2 separate regions of the Mus musculus genome follow, and region 2 is linked to region 1. The links are chromatin loops, found by intact Hi-C in ENCODE. Cell type or tissue: heart. All regions are shown on one strand. Each heading gives the region's core, and the rest is flanking DNA. Links, peaks and the distances in the headings are about the cores only. Region 1 has its middle 22 kb from the start of C230072F16Rik. Region 2 overlaps Map4k3 (mitogen-activated protein kinase kinase kinase kinase 3).

Evidence for each region. A loop is a pair of places that touch in the nucleus more often than their neighbours do. Peaks named below come from ENCODE experiments on the same cell type or tissue, not always from the same donor. Only the 100,000 strongest peaks of a DNase experiment are listed, where the experiment ranks them.
Region 2: a loop joins it to region 1, with 8 times the contacts of the local background. A loop is called at or near these places in 2 of 42 quality-filtered maps.

The regions. Positions count from the first base shown.
Region 1 is chr17:80,869,554-80,879,560 of GRCm38, reverse strand. No RefSeq gene overlaps it. Among named protein-coding and RNA genes, the nearest start is that of C230072F16Rik, 22 kb to the left of the region's middle. In heart, for the core only: a CTCF peak has its summit at 4,059 (motif pointing left); no DNase peak of the experiment used is centred there.
Region 2 is chr17:80,677,221-80,687,227 of GRCm38, reverse strand. Map4k3 (mitogen-activated protein kinase kinase kinase kinase 3) reads left to right here. Exons shown (of 34, transcript NM_001290345.1): 2 at 6,303-6,360. Among named protein-coding and RNA genes, the nearest start is that of Map4k3, 46 kb to the left of the region's middle. In heart, for the core only: no CTCF peak of the experiment used is centred there; no DNase peak of the experiment used is centred there; H3K27ac peaks cover 360 bases.

The DNA of each region.
Region 1 (10,007 bases), core at 2,638-5,137:
CTTCCACTCTCTAGGTTTCTAGTGACAATCGTTGCAAGGTAAGTTCACATCGTGACACCCAGGGTAGCCCTGAGCCTTCAAGCCATGACACTGGGTGACCCAGAACTGGGTAAATAATATACATTTCAGGAAGGCATAGACACACAAGAATGACTAGCAATAGTATTATTATACATAAAGTTGCCATAAACTACATAAAGATGTACCAATAAGCCCCAAAACACCATCTCTCCAACTCAGCATTCCTATATACAGATCCCTAAAATGCCTGAAGTCTTTTCTAAGCCACTCCATACCTGGGAGATTCTGATGGGAGAAAGGAAGAGAAAGAAACAGGTTTGTTTTTTGGTTTGTTTTTTTTTTCCTTATTTTTGATGCATCTAAGTTATTCTTATGCTATAACTTTTCCTTGCTGATGACTATAGGCATTCTGTAACCAGAGCTCTTTATTCTATGGAGCGTTCTAATGAATTGTGTCAATACTACATGCTGTTTCATCTGAAATTTGTCTTTAGTTTTGGGTTTTGTATTGTTTTGCTTTGCTTGTTTGTTTATTCATTCGTTTGTTTAATGACAAGGCTTCATGTAGCCCAGGATAGCCTTAAACTGTGTAGCCAAAGATGACCTTGAACTTCTGCCTCCGCCTACCAAGTGCTGGGATCATAGGCTTGTACTACAACATTTGGTGGTATGCAATGTTAAGAATCCACCTCAAGGCAGCATCTATGCTAAGCGAGCACCCAGTCAATAGAACTACATCCCTCGCACACAAGACATTGATAAGACCCTCTCAGGACTTTTTACAAGAGAGGAACCTTGAAGCATGAGCATTGGAAAGTGTACAGTAAATCTGACTCCACAAGAAGACAAAATGCTATAGGAGAGAAATAACTTTCAGAGACCATGTTGCATGGCCTTTCTCATGCAAAGAAGGAGAAGCTGGGGTTCTGTGGTTCCTTAACAACAAGGCTGAGACAAGATTCTCATATACTTCTTCCATTACGTTTCTAGCTCTGTGCTTTCCCAAAAGCCCAGAACTTAGAAAGCTAAACGTATGTCCAATGCATATAAAAGGAAATAAAATATTGGAAGAAGTGCCACTCTAGATTTCATCTAGGCAAAGTACCAAGTAATATCATTTGTCTTAGGAATCAGCCTTGTGGCCACTCATGAAGTACTTGCCAGTTGAGATACGTAGCTGCTTTATTGACTCTTATTCTACAAAGACAAAAATTCCATTCCTAAGTTGTAATGTATATGTAGATAACATGTTGTTTGATACCAAAATAGTCATTCTCTACCCCCCCAGAGAACAATAGGATTAGTGGATGCTAATACCAATGCTAATGTTAGCCTATTACAAATGTGTCATGCTGTGGCTCTATTCTGATTTGTGCCTTGAGACACAGATTTCATATCACTCACAAATTACAGTATCTATTTAGTTTTTATAGGCTGCAGTATGTTCCACACTAATATTTCAATTTAATCTTTTCTCTCTTGAAGATTTATTTTGTCTGACAACCCACATATACCATGTAATCAAAACAACCTAGACATTAGACATCTGGGCCATAGTGTGTTGGTCCTCCTCCATGATAAAACAGCTTATTGAATGTTCCTGCATGCTAGGCGCCATGATACAGAAAGAGCAGGCAGGAGATACTGGAGAGAAGCTTACAAGGGGGAATTGGTCAAGTCATTTGCCCTTGGCAGGGCTCTTAAACTGTGGGAGAAACAGACCTCTGGCTCAATTATTAAAGTTCAGTATGGTTCAGTGTAAAGAGATAGGAAGCAGGGAGCTTATGAAGAATTGGACTTGAACTGTGTATCAGGGAGCTCCCACTTGAACCAAGACTCAAAAGAAATTATATATCAGCCAGAGAAGAGGAAGGGCATTTATAAAGCAACCAGCATGTGAAAAAGTCTAGAGAGGTGGAGGAAGTGTTTGGAAAATAATTGAGTGTTTATTTGGATGAACCTAGAATCCTTGGAACCTAGAAGGTTGGAGCAGGAAAAACGCAAAAATTCAAAAAGCATTCCAACATCCTGGGGAGGCTCTGGGTATTGTGCTGTGGAGTTTAGACTTGCTTCTCTAGGAAAATGCACTTTTATGTGGCATAGGAACTTAATCCTGTAGGTTCAGGAAAGCCAGTGACAGGAAGCAGGAGGTACTGCTATGTTGCATGCAGCAATGCAACAGCAAGAACTAAAGGGCTGGACCACAAAACTTGCAATCACTGTGATTATGGCATCTGTTGGTAAAGAATCCCAAGAGATGTCTTTTATTGACTGTGTCATTGTCGGTGTCCGTACCTGAAATGCTGGGCTATGGCAAGACTAGAGTCACCCTTGCCTTATTTCAAGCAGTTGTCCATAACATAGGGTTACCTATAACATTCATATAAGCAACTGGCATGTCTCCCAGGGACCTATATTTAGTTCTTTCTTCCTACTTTTTTCTTTCTAATGACTTTGTATGCTGACCCCTTTCCTCTGCTCTAGGCTGGTCAATAACCAGGATGAGATTTAGAGACAGCAATGACGTAGCATCACATGGGAAAACAAAGAAATCCACCATCCCAATGAGAAAACGAGAGATAGTGAATTACTATAAACAGCAGTATATGATCTCCAAATTCAGAGCTCACTGGTAAATGGCAGATTAGAGGGGGAGGGAAGATTAAGCAGGGAGACATTTGCTTATACCCAACACTGTGTCTTAGGGCCTGAGAATGGGGGCATTGCCCACACAGCCAGCTTGCGGGTCTGTTTGCTAGATGCTGGAATGAACAAAGTCTGTAGAGAGGACAGTACAGAGGGAGAACCTCCCTCTGCCTTCCCATTAGCAGCTCTGCTTGTGTGAGGTTGTCTCCCCTGAAAGCTGAACGAAAAAAGAACCAGTGGCTCCCATGTCTACCCAAGAAGCTAAGGCCTTGACTTCTGTGGTGAAGTCAAATGTGGCCAAGGACTCTCTCTGAGTCTGAGAAGCCACATTCATCAATTTCTTCCTATCATGTGTCAGTATGAAGACAGAGAGGCAGATATACGTTTCCTTGACCCCTAAAACATGTTCCCCTCTAAACAAGAGGTCAGACATAGCTAAGTAGAAGACAGGAAATGTCAAATAAACATCTTATCCAGAAAAACTTAGATTTTTAGAGAGGCATCAACCACTCTTGCAGTACAAGTGCATCCAAACATTGCATGGGACGCTCTTACAATAAATAAGCTGTTGTTCCAAAATTAAATAAAACTAGAGATTGCATGCTTTCTGTCAGCCCTTACTCTATGGAGCATAGACTCACATCTCCACATCTGAGTCAAGGTCTCAGAATCCTAGACATGGAGGAGAACTCTAAAATCAGTCAGTCCATCATCTTAAATGAATCCATGATGAAACTGAGGAGACCCAAAGAATTGCCAGAACTCACCCCAAGTCACACTATTAATTAACAGGAGACAGGGAATACAGCACATCCCGAGGCTCCTATCGCAGTGTTTCCCCCAACCCACCCTCAGCTGTCACCCTAAGCCCTTTTTGTCCCTTGGCTCACTAGCTCCCAAATTACTCAAAATCCCCCAAGGGCAAAGGAATCATTTCTTTTAATATCTCTTTCCAATGCTTTATGAGCCCTGGCAGAACAGTCGGTATAGAGGAGCTGGCCATGTGGCTAAATTACCTGGACACCAGCCACCACTCTCTCCTCACACCTTCTGCCTGAGAGTCTGTTGTGGCATTCTGTTTGTTTGTCTGTTTGTTTGCTTGTTTGGGTTGTTGTTGCCGCTTTGGCTCCTGGGAGGTTGGTACCAGCCGTTAGCCAGGTGTAAAAATTATTGTCAACACCCCAAAGGCTATGAACTGTAATTTTTCTAGATAACATAGCTTTTGGGAAGAATCGTGAGGTAATGAGTTCAAGAAAAACACACCTGAGGCCTGGGGCTGTGTGAAAGACAATTCTGTTTTAATCAGCTTCCCTTTGTCCGGAGCTTCCTGCCAAGAGCCAGTGAGGCTCGGAAGAGTCCCCTTCTCTCCTTTCCCCTGCTTCCCTCTTGTGGACAAGCGGGCAAGCCATCATGACAGTGGTTAGGAGGAGGGAATAAGACCTCTGTGGCCACACAGACTGATACCTCTGATGTCTTCATTGCTTGGGGGATATGTTTAATCAGTTCTTGACAAATGGGGGAAACAGCAGCTTCAGAGACTTCTATCCATCTCACATCCCACACGATTTTATCCCCCAAAATAAAACCCACCCCCCAGCCCCTTGTCTAATCTCCACATTCCTGATTTCCTTTTATTATAACCCACTAAAGATGTTGATTTCTTAGAATCAATGCCTTACACTTCTGGGAACCAGGTTGCACTAGTCTACTTAGAAGAGACCACAGGTACTAAAGCAGGATGCTGGGATGTCTGTTGATGAGAGTGGTATTTATTTAGTACCTACTATCTCTTCCTCTACTCACAAGCTACACAGTTCCTCTCTTGTATCTATGACCTTCAGGGCAGTCAGTGAAACAGATACTGGGATTTCTGCCCACTTCACCAATGAGGAAGGGAGGCCTGAGAACTTTAAATAACCCCCATAATCTCCCGTGGGAACAGTGGGATTGGGATGCAGGCTCAAGAAGATCTGGCTGTGGACTGGAGAAAGACTTTCTACACCGATGAAATGGTCTGCTGCGTGTCCAATATGGCAGATATCAGTGACAAGAAGCTACTGAGCATTTGAATTGTAACTATTGTAAATAAGGATCTAAAGTTTTACTTGTTTTCTACTTTTAATTTAAAAAGTCACTAACGACAAGAAGCAACTCTGCTAAACCAAATGATGTATAATGTAGTACCTGTATTATTCTAGTTGACTGGGCTCCATATCTGCTGAGCCACACATGTGCATTCACGCATAACCCCCCAAGTATATCAAGGATGTATTTAGCTCTATCATCCACTTGGACCTCATTGCACACACTGGAAAGCTGATAGTTGATGTCTGTCCTGTTTGATTCCGTAAGGCAGGAGGAGATGAATTGATAATATAGGAGACATGGGCTCTTTGCTCTGTAAGTAACAGATCACATCATTTTTTGCAACTTCCTTCTCTTGCCCTGTTCAAGGACAGAACCATACTCTAGGATCTCAAAGACCCCTTCCAGCTTTACACTCTGGGGTTGGAAATGTCCCTCAGAGCTCCCCTCCACCATCAAAGGGGCACATGGGCAGACAAGAGCTGCAGGTGAGGAGACTGGCACCAGCACTGATTGCCTGGGAAACAGACAGCAAGCGTGCTTGATTGTACACATCCAACACCTCATAATATATAGGGTTCTTTTTTTAGCGCCCTAATCAGAAATTCATTTGCATAATTAACATCTTTAGGAATAATTGCAAATGACACATCTGTTCACATCGCCCCCTCCTTGGCAAACTATGTGTTATAAACATAGTTTCTTTGGCTTTGTAAACACATGATGCCTGGCCTTTCCTTGTTGCTGTTGTTACTTGCCATTCTGGGGAATTTACCGCCCTCAGTGACCCAAATCTCTATAGTCTCATGCTGTTGGGGGTTGAACTAGTTACTCTTCTATTGCTGAGAAGAGACATCATGACCAAGGCAACTTATGAAAGTATTTAATTATAGTTTCAGAGGGTGAGTTCATGACCATCATGGCAGGAGCATGGCAGTAAACAGGAAGGCACAACACTGAAGCAATAGCTGAGGGCTTGAATCCTATCTCCAAATTGGAAACAGAGAGAGAAACTGGGTCTGGTGGAGGCATTTGAAAGCTTGCTGTCTAGTTAGTGGAATGGGGTCATTCTCCTTCAAACCACCATAGCAGTAGTAGGATCTGTTACCAAATGCCCATTTTTGACTAACCACAGAGCAAGATTATTAACTTTGGCTCCCTGGACCAAGGTTTCAGAGAATGCGTGAAATTTTATAAACCTCTGGATAAAAAAGGAAGATATAAGTATGTGTTCTGAGGTGAAGATTCCCAACTTCTATCAGTTGCAATAAATGTCCATACCTGCCCATATGCATACACAAATGGCTCACAATCACATATCATATGATTTTATTCATATGAAAGTCCAGGACAAAGTATCCACAAGGATAAAGACTTTCTAAAGGGTAGGGTATGGAAAAATGGAAAGATGAGGAATGATATCTAAATATGGAATGTATTCTTAAGGGGATCCAAATATTCTAAAACTGACTGATAGTCACTACACATATCTATGACTGTACTAGAAATCATAGAACCATATGTTTTAAGTGGCATGTGAACTGTATTTCAATTAGACTCTTTTAAAAGGATAATCAAGAACTACTTAGAAAAAAAGAGCCACAAGCTATAGATATGTACAAAAAAATAATAATGCTGAGTTCTCTCTGTTATTAGAAAGCCTTGAATGATACCAACTGTAGTCCTCCTGGTTTGATTGTGCAGCTTACAGCCTCCTTGATGGCATGAAAAGGAAGCTCCAGACAGCATTGGCCAAACTCTAATGAACACAACAAGAGCTCCATGATGACTTTTAATATTCAGTGGCCCAACATTCTCCTGATGGTCGTGTATTAACTGCTTTTTATCACAGTGACCAAATACCTGAGAAAATGGCCAAAAGGAAGGAAGAAACAGTTCGGACTCAGAATTTCTGAGGTTTCTATCCACCATCATGTGACAAGGCAAAATCATCCTGCTGATAGGAAATGGTGGAGAAAAATGGATTATTTTATCATAGCCCAAAAAAAACAGGAAATGAAAGAAGAGTCCTGGAACAAGATATGAACTTCCCACCTCAGCCCAGTGACTTGCGTCCTCCAGCTAGATCCTACTTCCTACAGCCCATCACTGGACTACATGGGTGAACGTAGAGTCCTTGTGATCCATTCTCCATTCTACATCTCAGGACTAAGTCTTCAACTCATGAGCTTTGTTTATGACAGAAGGACATTTTTCATATATATAAAATATAACACCTATGGCTAACACAGCTCTAGACCTAATGCAATAGTAGAACTATTTGAGATTCAGAGGCAAGGCTTTAAGATGGCTTCCAAGACACTGCCCTGAGACCACTATGAAAAGGAAACCAGTACCACCAACCTCACTGAAAACTACCACAGAGGCACCAGATCACACTTAGTACCATCTGCCACATTCATGAAGGAAGCCATCTTGGATCCTCCAGTTCAACCCAGCCATACAGTGATCCAGATAAAGACAATACAGGAGCCATTTGGTCAACCCATAGGACTTGGCAAATTACAAATCACTATGACTTTTAGTAACTACATTTGAGACATTGATATACAACAGCAGGAAGCAGAAGGATTAAAACACATAACATGGGGTCTCTCTCAGACATCTTGGGCTTATTAGTCATGCTCCAGTCAAGCTTTTCTTCTACATATGCATGGCAATGTCACCACACGTATAGCTTTTGTTGCTGATCTGCCATGTGAAGAAGGCAAGAAATGTCCCCGTTAAGGATCTCTTTAAATTTTCACTGACTTCATTTCTCAGGATGCCTTGTCTGGGCAGCCTCAGGGTGTTTGGTGTTTTATTGTACTGAACTTGGGTCATATTTTCTCCCTGATGTGAGGGTTATGATTCGGGTTTAAGATTGGAAGAATGCTAATGCAGGGTGCCTGGAAAGAGAGAAAGGAAATGGGGGTGGTAGCAGTAAGAGGGAACAGTATTCCCCTACCTTGACTCTCAGCCCATAGCAAAAGTCTAATTCAAGGAAAAGGTAGTATGGAGATTTGTGGTGTTTCATCTATGTTTTTATCTTTACTGGGTTCAGACTCACCAAGGAAACACATCCCTGCCTGTGTCTATGAGTGTGTTTCTAGGAATGTTTAACTAAAGAAGAAAGACCCAGCCTGTATGTAGATGGCAAAATCCCAGGGACTGAGGGTCCCCAGCTGAATGAAAGCAGAGAGCTGAACACGACCATTCATCTCACTGTTTCCAGACTACGGATGCAATATACCAGCTACTCCTGCAGTTCTGCCTTTCCCACCGTGGTGAAGTGTATCCTCACATGTGAGCCAGAATCAACCCATCCTTCCACAAACAAATCCTTGGTTCCCTGCCACAGCAGCAAAATAATAATAATAACAACAACAATGAGTAGGAGATTAGTTTGTTATAATTGCTGTTATTGTTTTGGTTAAGTTTGTTTTGGATGTTAATGGCTCTGGAGATGGAACCCAGAGCCTTACAAATGTTAGGCAAACACTCTACCACAGAGCTGTATCCTCAGCATGAAGGTCTAATTTTGAGAGAAGAGAGCTGACGCTGGAAGCTGAAAGAGAGTTGCCACATCTGCTCTAGTAGCTTTAGAGGCCAGGAGGGAGAGCGGGCTGGCAGTCTCTCCTCCCTTCTGCCCCACACTGCCATGTATACAGACAATCACAATCACCTGCTTCCTCACGAGGAACATGACATAGTGGAGTCTCAGTCTCAATGAAGACACAGTCAAGCTGTAAGGTCCCCTGACAAGCCGAAAGACTGTATGAGCCCCTCTTCAAAGCAAAATCACAGCTTTATTAGAGATTGTTGGTGAAGGTAACATGCAAATATTTTCTTCCCTCTGTCCCTGCAAGGGATCGCTTCCAAGACAACTCCCATCACTTGAAAGTCAAAACTCAGGTTCTCAACGCCCCTCTTTAAAGTGGCATAGTAAGGACTGGAGAGATAGTTCATCAATTAAAAACACAAGTTGAGGTCCTGGATTCGGATCCTAGCACTCACATAACAGCTTACAATATGCTGTATCTCTAGTTCCAGATGATCTGACAACCTCTTCTGTCCTTTTGCAGGCACTAGGCACACAAGTGATGCATATGCAGGCCAAACACTCATACATATGAAATAAAAAAATAAATACATATTTAAAATGACGCGCTTACATCTAACCTACGCACATCCTCCTGTAGACTTTGACTCATATGCATAAAGCATACTTACTTGATATAGCTGCCTACTTTATGTGCTTAAGTAATTTATATTTTATACTTCAAGATACTGCTTATAATATTTAACACAATGTAAGTGGTCCAAAAGTGGTTGTTAGTCTGTATTACTTAAGAAATGGTAAGGAAAACATGCTCAGGGCATATCCAATGTTTTCTAAATAATTTTAGCACATAGTTGATTGAACTATGAACCTGGAATAGCTGAATGTGGAGAAGGACCTGCCGTATACGTAAGTATCGTGGGCGAGGTTACAGGAAACAACTACGTTTCTAGTTCAGCTACTTTTCTGTAACATGGTCCTGTACTCAATCCCCCACAGCCTAGCCTTTAGCCTAACCTTAAGGGGATGCTGCATCGACTAATTTTAGCTGCACAATTTGACAATTTGATAATAGCTGGTAACGGTAGAAAAATTCTTTCTTGTGTCCCAGTAATTCCACTTCCAGGTACACACCCTGTAGAACAAAATTCTCACATGGGTCTCAGCAAAGAAGTAACATTCCGGCATTTTCTGTATGGAATTTTCTATAAGGAAAACATGCTTATAAAATGGTGAAGTTAAATAAATTAGGGTTATTTGTGGACTGTGTTCCGATGGAGCAGCTAAAATAATTGAATTAGATCTGTTAGCATCAACATGAATTAATTACAAAAGGATGTTTGTGTTTAAAAAAAATGTTAAGCCAGGCATGGTGGCGCATGCCTTTAATCCCAGCACTTGGGAGGCAGAGGCAGGCGGATTTCTGAGTTCGAGGCCAGCCTGGTCTATGCAGTGAGTTCTAGGACAGCCAGGGCTACAGAGAGAAACCCTGTCTCAAACAAAACAACAAAACAAAACGTTAAGGTATAGGAGTTGAATATGTATCTCGTTGGCAAAGAGCTTGCCTAAGAGTAGACAAGAAGCCCTGGGTTCTATTTCTAGCACTATACGCATCCTTAATTAAGTACTGAGCTGTGAGGTAGAAGCTTTAAAGTGGTCATGAAGAGCAACAAGTCTCAATCTGTGGGTCACA
Region 2 (10,007 bases), core at 3,447-5,946, 190 kb after region 1:
AAATAGTCTCTTCTATCTTGTTTTTGCAGAGTAGAGGGGTCAGGAAAAGGATCCAGTGGCCATTGCTTGCTCAGATCCACCCTGCGGCTTATTGCAATCTTAGCTGTCATTTCACACCCCATTTCCATGTCCACAGTGAACATCCTCTTCTACAGGATAAGTGTTGAAAGCTCTAGGTGCTCAGTACCCAGCAAGGGTCAGTTTTTACAACGATGGTTGTCTAACTGTGGTACCTGGCCTGCCCCGGGTGTTGGTGATTCCTCTTGATTGGGCTGCTTACTTACCTGTATTCCAATGTGCAGAGGACGCTCCTCATACCTGAGCGTGCTCAGCAGTGTGAAGTCAGCTCAGGAAAACAACTTTTCTATACTAGTCTAATCTGTCTGAAAGCCTCCCCATGGCTCATTCAGACAAAATCTCAAGCAGATCTGAAATCAAGAATTTTCAATGGGCTGGAGAGACGGCTCAGCTGTTAAAAGCTAGGGTCACAATCAAAAATATAAGAATTTTCAAGAGCGTTTGTAGACTGAGATTATTTCTAAATCTGTAGGATTCTCATCAGGCCCTCTTCAGTTTGAGAAAGATTACCTAGGGTCTGCGGGAGTGTGGGGGTGTTAGGAAGTGCCGAAGTGAAAATAGGTTAAGGGGACAGAGTCAGGATAACCTAAGCCTAGCTCTTAAGCTTAGGACCTAGTGATATGAGGTCTGGGATCTAGGCCCAGGACTGGGCGCTGTGGTAGAAGTGTGGCTGGTGCTGAGGAACCACAACTTGTTTGGTTTGGCCAGAGCATAAAGTAAAACTTTGGGAGTAACTAGGCAGATAGGTGGGGGCCAGATAATAAAGGGTTTTATTGAAGTTAAAAATACTGTGTTTCACAACTTCATATTCACATGCACAAGAATGAAATTGGAAACTCCCTATGGTGCAACATCATACAGAAAGTTACTAAAAGTGGATCATTGACCTTAATGTACGGGTGGAAAGTAAAGCCTGTTGGCAAAGAGCTCTGGCATGCTAGCTTTCTCAACCGTCGAGAAACACAGAGGGACAAAACAAGCCACGTTGGACTTCATCAAAATAAATACATTAATGCATCAAGGAGATGAAGGCGGGCACTAAGGTGTAGCCCCAAGCTGATGTGCTTGCCTGCTAGGCCAGTGAGACGGGAGGGGAAATGAGAAGAGCTCCTAATGGGAGAGAAAGTGTGCATGGTGTGCAGATTAAGGTCTAAACTTCTGGTGGTGTTTTAAGTGGATGCGCTAGGAGTGATGACGCACACCTGTAACTGGGTTCTAGAGGCGGGTGGGCATCCCCATGGGAGAGCCAAAGGAAAACACAAAGTAACAGAGTTCCAAGGCTATGGGGAACTGAAGCAGAATGTGTTAGTTGAGATAGTACAAGACACTAGAGCTGCTTTGGAAAACAATTTGGCAGCTCTTCAAACAACTTTTCCATTCTAGTGATCCATCTTCAAAGTCATGGGCCTGGAATATTATACAGCCCAGCATTTTTTAGTACATTTAAGGTCTGTATTTGAGAGAATTAGAAACAGGTTTACCCAGACATTTATATGGTTTCATATATAGTAGTAAGTAGTATTTATAACACACGAATATGAAAAGAACCCATGTGTTATGTGTACTGTTCTTGTCACTCTGAGCAAACACCTGAAAAGAAGCACCTTGAGGGGAAGAGGGAAGCTTTATTTTGGCTCCCGGTTAGATGGGGCGTGAATCCTCACGGCTGCGAATGGCTGCGAAGGGAGCTCCATCGTGTTGGAAGTGTGGACCTGCGAATCCTCTTGGCATGCCTCAGAACAGCAGGGATGCTCAGCCGGCTTCCCCCTCCCCTGAGTCTGGGCTGGGGCCTCAGCCCATGGGATGATGCCGGCTACAGTCGCCGGTGGTCTTCTTCCTCACTTATAATCTCTGCAAGCACAGATATGCCCAGAAACGTGTTTCCTCAGGGACCCTAGGCCAGTTGAGTTGACACTGAGGATTAACTACCTCCTTCTGTATCCTTCAGCGATGAGTAGAAAGCCCGACTGTATTTCTCTGCAACGTGATAGTATTTGTGAATAAGAACATTCTGAGTAGCAGGAGCACTAACCAGTGACCCCGTGTTGCTCAGTTCCATTTAGTGAAACATCCATACTACTCAAGACCCCAGGGACGGGAGAGTGGGAATGATCGCTGTGGGCTTAGGGGCTTGCTTTTGTTTTGGTGCTGTGGTGAAATATTCTAAAATTCAGCAGTGATGGTGCTCCACTAACTAATCTATGAAGTGGCCGCAGTGAGGTCCTCAGTGAAAGGGAAACTGCTGTGGAGTCCTCTGAGGGCTGTCAACAAACAGCAAGGTGTAATGCTCATGGCAGGCCACTTCAGTGTCTGCTTTTAAGAAGTATGAAAATTCTATTGCAATACTGACTTTGGTTTTTTTTTTTTAAAGTTCATACATGCTAATATCTTGGAATGTTAGCCTTGCTCATTTGAAAACTAAATTGCTTGAGCTGAATCAAAACTGATAAATCCAGAATAAATATTTGAGATATTATTGACTTAATCCTGAAATAAGTGATTTTTTTTTTTAAAGATAGGGTTTTGCTACATAGTCTTGATTGGCATTGCACTCTCGTACTGCCTCGGCATCTTAGTTACTAAAATCCCATGTCTGCAGCTACCAGTGTGCCACACAATCATAATGCATTCAAAACTCCATGGTTTCTGATGAGAAAAGGCTCTGAAATAGAAGTCCCCTGACTTCCTTTGGACCTCTACCCCGCCCTCACAGAGTATTACCAAGTAAGATACACTGAGTTGCACTGCAGAAAGCAGGAGGAGGGGGAGCTCTTAAGCCGCCTGGCTCCGGCCACTGGAAAGAGAGCACCAGAAGTTAATTATTCATCCCAGAGAGACTGGGGTTTGGAACTGATACCTTATAGCAAGTTTTTGACAGACCTTTTGAATTAATAAGTCAAAGAGTAGTGACAGACCCTCTGAAAGCATAGTGACTAGTGGCTTATTTCACCTGCTCACTAGGAGTTTACTGTCATGATTTCTCAGCTGAATATGGCTAATGAGAGCTCTGAGTAAATCAGCTCTTAGCCAAGTATTTTGAGTGCAGCAGCCATTTTGAAAGGACATTTGTGACTTTGTCCATGAAGAGTGTGCCCTCCTGTGGCCTCTGGGAACAAATTTTCAGCTCTGATCAATCAGCTTCACGTTGTGATGTCACACAGTGGAGTCACCATACCTCTTTTCAGTAAACAAGTGAGACTTTTGAACAGGTCTGATTAGAGATTCACTGAGTCAGGAAGTAGCATCCGGTTTTATTTTCGATGCCCAGTGTTTCCCCCAGGTCACCATGTCCCTGTTTGCAGATGCTCCACAGTGACATTCCAGGTTCATTGTTTATGTGATGTCTCATCCTGGAGAAAGGAACAGAATTTACTCAGTGCTGTTGGGGGGTTTGTCACACTTAAAAGAAAGGAACTTTGGCTAGAAGTACTCAGATCTGTTTTCCATTGTCTCCATATGGGCATCGTGAGTATTTGTTAGTGATGAAGATTATAAGTTGAAGAATTTTTAAAAACTTTTTTATATGTATATTTGCCTTATGTTTGTGTTGTATGTGCCTGGTGCCCATGGGGGCCAGGAGAGGGCATTGAATCCCCTGGAATAGGAATGGTGGAGAGCCGTCATGAGGGTGCTGGAAAAGCATCCGGTGCTTTTAACCGCTTCACCATCTCCTTCAGCCCTAAAGATAAGATTTTTAAATGAGTTTTCCCTGCATTTTTTAAATTTTTAACTTTCTATAGGGAATATATTAGTTACTTTCCTACTGCTTTGTTAAAACACTGTGATGTAAGGAACTTAGAGAAGAAAGTGTTTATTGGATTGGCTTTTCCAGAGCGTTGGAGTTCATGAGGAGGGAGCGAAGGCATGGGGTAGAAACAGCTGAGAGACCGTGAGCAGGAGGCACTGAGGGCACTGGAGATGACCGGAGGCTTTGAAACCTCAGCCTCCCCCACCCATGACACATTCTCCAACAAGGTCATTCCTCGTCACCCTTCCCAGACAGCCAACTGGGGACCAAGTATTCAAACAACTTAGGCTTACAGTGGGGTGGGAATCACACTCAGATACCACAAAAAGAATCTTTTGGATTTAAAAAAAAAATTAAGGCAGAGTCTCACTTTGTAACCTTGGCTGACCTGGAACTAACTTTGTAAACCAGGCTAGCCTTGAACTCGTGTCAACCGACACACCTGCCTCTCCCTCTCATCAAATGAAGTGCTAGGATTAAAGGTCTGTGCCACCACGATGACTCTAAAAAAGTAGTGTGTGGCATATGTATAATGTGTGTTTGTGCATGTTTGTGTGTGTTGAGGTCAGAAGTTGGCATCAGTGTCACCTATCAACTGCCAACATACTTTCTGGAGCAGAGATCATCCGGATGCTGGGATGACAGGCATGTGTAGCCATACTCGATACCTGTGCCCTGCTTTTCTGTGGCTGCCGAGGACTTAGACTCAGACCCTATTGCCTGTTCAGCAAGCACATTACCACGGGAACCTTCTCCCGGCCCTGGGAGAGTCTTAAGTGCATATTTTTAGTAAGAGCTTAACTTTTTTTTCTGCTTTCTTGTGTACTTCCCTAGTTTGCTTACGTGTGTTAGTGGAGGGAAGGAGTATATTTGTTGGTGTGTGAATGCTGCATATGCACGCCTTTGTGTATGGGGACTCAGGTGTGTGCAGGTGTTGAGAGGACATGTATGCAGATGTGTTCAGAGACCCAAGTTTGACGGCTGGAGGCATCTTCAGTGCTCTCATCTTACACGTCGAGGCAGGGTCCCTAACTGAGTCCAGAGCTAGCTGCTCCTGCTGTCTCTGTAGCCAGCTTGCTGTGGGGGTTCCCTGCCTGGGCCTCCAGAGAGCTGGGTTTTACATGAATCTTGGGAAGCTGAATTCCATTCTGACCCCCAACTTCAGCACAACAAGTGTTTTACCCGTGAGCCCCCTCCCCAGTCCCTCTGCTGGTATTTTAATGCCCTGGTACTCCCATGTTAATTGTCAGATTTTCCCCATCTATTACTAAGGGAGGACTGCAGCTAAATCTAATCCTGGCCATATGATAAGATCTTCCTATAATCGTGGGATTGCTTATGTTTTTCCCTTTAGACTGATATAAAAATTAATTAAATGTAAACACTAAAATACTTTGAAAATTCTTATCCAGTTTTATAGCATCTTAAATTGTTAAAGATTTACTGCCATTTTTTTAAAATCAAGTTCATAGATATTTTCTACTTAGATAAACAGTTGTAAACACTCATAGTCTAATATCTGATTGATTTTTGAGGCAGAAGGCAGGGTTGTGTAGCTCAAGATGGTCTCTAATTTTGAACAGTCTTCCTGACTCTTCCTAAGTGCTAGGATTGGCAGGCATGCCCTCATACCCAGCTTATGAATTGGCTAGCTTCTGTCTGTCCATCCCTCCCTTTTTAGATTAAAGATGTCATATAGCCCAGGCTATCCTTCAATTTCTGTAGTAACTGAGGATTATCTTGAACTTCGGATTTTCCTGTCTCCACCAGTGGATTATAGTGCTGTGGTTAAAGATGTGTGCCATCATGCCTGGTTTTACTAAGTTGGGGGTAGAACTCAGGGCTTCAGGCTGCCGTGCAAGTATTCCACCAATTGAGCCAAATCCCCAGCTCCATGAATCGATTTTTAAATTAATTTTATTTTTCATGAGTGGCTTATTTTGAATACATTGATTTTATTGGCAACATGTGGATTTGAAGTGACATAAGGGGGCTGCTTTCATAGTTAGATTCTAATTAAAGATTTCAGGCCAATCCCCTCTGTAGTTCTCCCAGCCTTTGCATGAAGAGCTCTGTAGTGTAATGCTTGGAGGAATTCACTAGGAAGTCTGGAGAAGACTTCCTGGCTTTGAGTCCCAGTGCTTCCACGTAGCCAGTGGTATGACCAAGCAGGCTTTTCACTTCGTTTTTCTTATTTGCAACACGGAACAGGACTGGTTTTTACCTTACAGGTCCTGTAAGAATCAAGTGAGTATCAAGCCACTTAGAACAGTGCCCAGTTAGTGTGGCAGTAAGTTTACACTTAGTGCTGGGATTCATTATGAAGGACTTGGTGCTGGCTGGCTGTAAATTAGATTGTAAATTTAATTATAATGTAAATTAGATACTTTAAAAATATTTATGATTGAAAATAAACAATAAACTGATAAGCTTATTATAGCTTTTTTTTTCATGATCTTTCCTCTTCTTCTTTTAGGCACGGAATGTCAACACTGGAGAATTAGCAGCAATTAAAGTGATAAAATTGGAACCAGGTAAATTATTTGAAATTTGATGTTTTTTATTGCTAGAAAGTCATTGTATATCATAGAGTAATTTTTTTATAGTTCATTTTTAAAAAATGGTCTTTGTAGTTCAGGTTGATCTTAAACTATTGATCTTCATACCCCAGCATCCTACGTCCTGCAATTGTAGGCATGCCTGGCTAATGCTTATTTTGATGTTTGATTACCATTCGCTGGTTTGCTCAGTGTCTCTCCTTCCTTCTTCCTCTCTGAGCCCAGCATGGGCTTTGCTCAGGTTTTCCTAGAGAAATGGTTGGTAGCTCTGGGATGGAGAGTAGGTCCGCAGGGGATGTGACATCAGAACTCCCCAGACTAACTGTGGCAAGTTTATACTAGCTTACTTATTTCCAGATGACATTGCTCTGTTATGAGAGGCAAGTGTGGTCCAGTGGGAAAGACCGGCCTACATTTGGGAAGCTGTAGTCTGGGTGTTTGTGTCCTGTCCTCTTGCTCTGTGTCCTGAGTTTCTCAACAGACCTCACCAGCTCTTAGCACCTGTGTGTCATTATATCTAAATAGTCCTTCCGACTTGATCAGCCCATTATAAAGCCTCTCAGAGCTGTCTGCTCTACTCTGTTCTCCTTTGTGTTCCCCTAAAACCTCCATCTTCCTGAGCCTACTGCTCTCTCATATCCTCCTCTGAACCACCTCGCTCTCTCCTTGCTACAGTAAGCAAGCCATCACGCTGATGGGTAGATGCAGCCCCCAGTACTTTAGGTTTTAGCTTCAGGGGGAACAGAAATCTATTCAGAGACACAGAGACTTTCTTTTTTTTTTTTTTTTTTAGGGATGGGCCAGCTTTTCTCTGAATGACCAATAATATTCTAGATGCTTCAGGCTGAAATATAAAGTAACATTCTGAGCTGCAAAACCAGACCACCTTCTGTTAGAGTTGCCCTACCCTTGACTTAGCTCATTGGTAAATTCCTTAGAAGTACCATTAAGATGGAACTTGGAGGATGTGTTGCTTGCTTGTGTAAACCACAGGAAAATACCATGAGCACAGAACACATTTTCAGTTAGATGCAGTTACTGATTCCCTATACTGTAATTACCTTCCAATATCGCCAGTAGGAATTGTTTGTTTCTCTACTATTCAGTTTGTAAGACCGATGTTTGATGTTGGTGAAATCCGGACAACAGTGGAGGATCTGGCACGTTCACCAGACCTTTTATTTTTCATCAGTGAGTAGAAGTTACTTGGTGATCTGGCCAGGAGTCCCAAGTCACCAGGACTTAACGTCATTCTCCCACATAGGCTGCCTGTCTTCACAGACTTCTACGACTCTGAGGGAATGAGCCTGCTAAGGTTGTACCCTCGCTCTTTCATATTTCCACATTTTAATAAAACATTTTCTCAGCTCTGAGCTAAAGTCCTGGCACAGAATCTACTCAGTATATCTTAAAATCTCCTTAAAAATCAAACTAGAAACTTAGAAAGCTGTCATGCACTCAGTTGTTTTCTGATATGTGTACTGGGTGACTTGTGATTTATTTATTGGTCTTCAACATTGCTGTGTATTAGAAGATGCGCAGTTACAGAAAGACAAGGAAGCCGTTCCTTTCTACTACTCCCCTGTCGTTGTTCCTGTCTTGGGGAATGTGTACTTCTCTCTGAGTTTGGCTGGGCAGTTGAAATCACAGACTCTGAAAGCAGCTCTTTCCCTACTGGGCAGGACTTGGTCCCATTCCCTATGGTTTAAGGATTTCTGTTTCTCATCTCTAAAGGAGATAGTAATAGTCGCTTCATTTTCAGATCTGTTATGGGAGTTAAGCAGGGCATGTCTAAAGTAAAGTACTTCAGTAGAGCCTGGCATTCTGCACTGAGTACGGACTGTAAGGAAAAGGTTGCTATTGCCACTGTGCTGAAGTTCCCAAAGTGTGACCAGCCTTGTTTTGTCCATTCCTGGTTACCCTCCAAGCACACACACACACACACACACACACACACACACACACACACCACACCACACCACACCACACCACACCAGTTTGTGTTGAATCAGATCTGAAGCATCAAATCATCTCTAAAAATATGTCAGTGTATAAAGGGAATAAAAAGTGAAAAGTGACAAAACCCTTGTGTCTACTACTGGTGGGAGTGTGAGACAGTGCTGCCACTCTGGAAAACATTGAGTTCTGTGGGTTTTTGTTACTGTGGTTGGTTTGTTTGTGTTTGTTTTGGAGATAGGGTCTCACTATGTAGCCCTGGCTGTCCTGGAACTCACTGTGTAGACCAGGCCACCCTTGAACTCAGATATCCGCCTGCCTCTACCTCCAAGGTGCTGGAGTTAAAGACTTGTGCCATTGTGTCTGCTGTAGTTCTTTCTTTAAAAGTGCCTGTAGATTTGCCACAGTGACTGGGCAGTCACGCTGTCATTTCTAGCCCCACAGCTTGCACACGAGCGTCAGTAGTCATAGTACCCCTGTTCTGGAGTCACCGTGACCCTGGCCTGTGACCCTGGCCTGTGACCCGCTGCTGTGGAGTGCAGAGATGGGAGGGTCCCTGGGGCTGCCTGCTCTTCACAGCCTTGTCCACTGAGAGACCCTGTCTCAAGGGAATAAGGCCAAGAGTAAAAATCAGAAAAGGCAATGTCCTCCTCTGGCCTCTGTATATATGCATGGGCTTGCACTTGGTTACACACAGGCATGTGTATATCACATATGAAATTTCTTTAAAGTGCTCAATATATAACCAAGAGACAACTAACAATATTAATAAGTTTCTTACTAATAAAGTCCCCATATTGGAAATAGTTGATATGTCTTAACTGTCATTTATATCTGTGTCTCTTTTTGTCTTTTTTTTCTGCAGTTTTTTTTTTAATAAGCTAGATATTCTGTCCTATAATTTGTCATCAGGATGCACTGTGCTGATTTGCCCCTCTGTGTTAAATACCATGTTGGGAATTCTTAGCTGTGAAAACTGAAGAATCAGGCTTTGCTTGGTGTGGGAAAGGGTCTGTCTTCTTGGGTGGTGTAGTACCCACGCCTTTTCAGAATTCTGGTGGTCGATCTCCTTTATAAAAATAAAATTTAACTCTGCAACAGTCAAATGCAATGTGTTATAGACTTTAAGAATTTGTACTTTGATTTAGTTATTTCCTTTTTTCTTCTTTTTTAATAGCTGGTAACCATTTTGAAACTAAAGCTAAGTGAAAACTTGAGATACTTTGGCAACATTGTTTACATGTGAGGTTAGTTGAAAGTGTCTCACTGTGACTTCTAATTTCCTTTTCTCAAGTGTTTTGTTTTTTGCTTAACTATAAGTCTGTCCTTTTTTGGACTTAAATTGCAAAACCCATTTTTTTGTAATGAAAGTAGGAAAATAGAATTAAAGCAGAGGTAGAAATTAAAGCTATTCATCATTCTGACTTGTAAATCCATTGTCAACTTTATTTTCTCTAGATTTTTTTGATATTTACATAGACATACTCATACATACACGTGATTATGTTTACAGTGCACTAAGCAGATTGTGAGTCCTGGTCAAAGGTCAAAGGTAGGCAAGACCGTACTGTAGATCAGCGTAATGTGCTGTTTTCCTCCCAGCCCCAAGTTCCCTGGATAGCAACTCAGACTCAAAATATATCCACAAATGCCTAGGCCATATACAT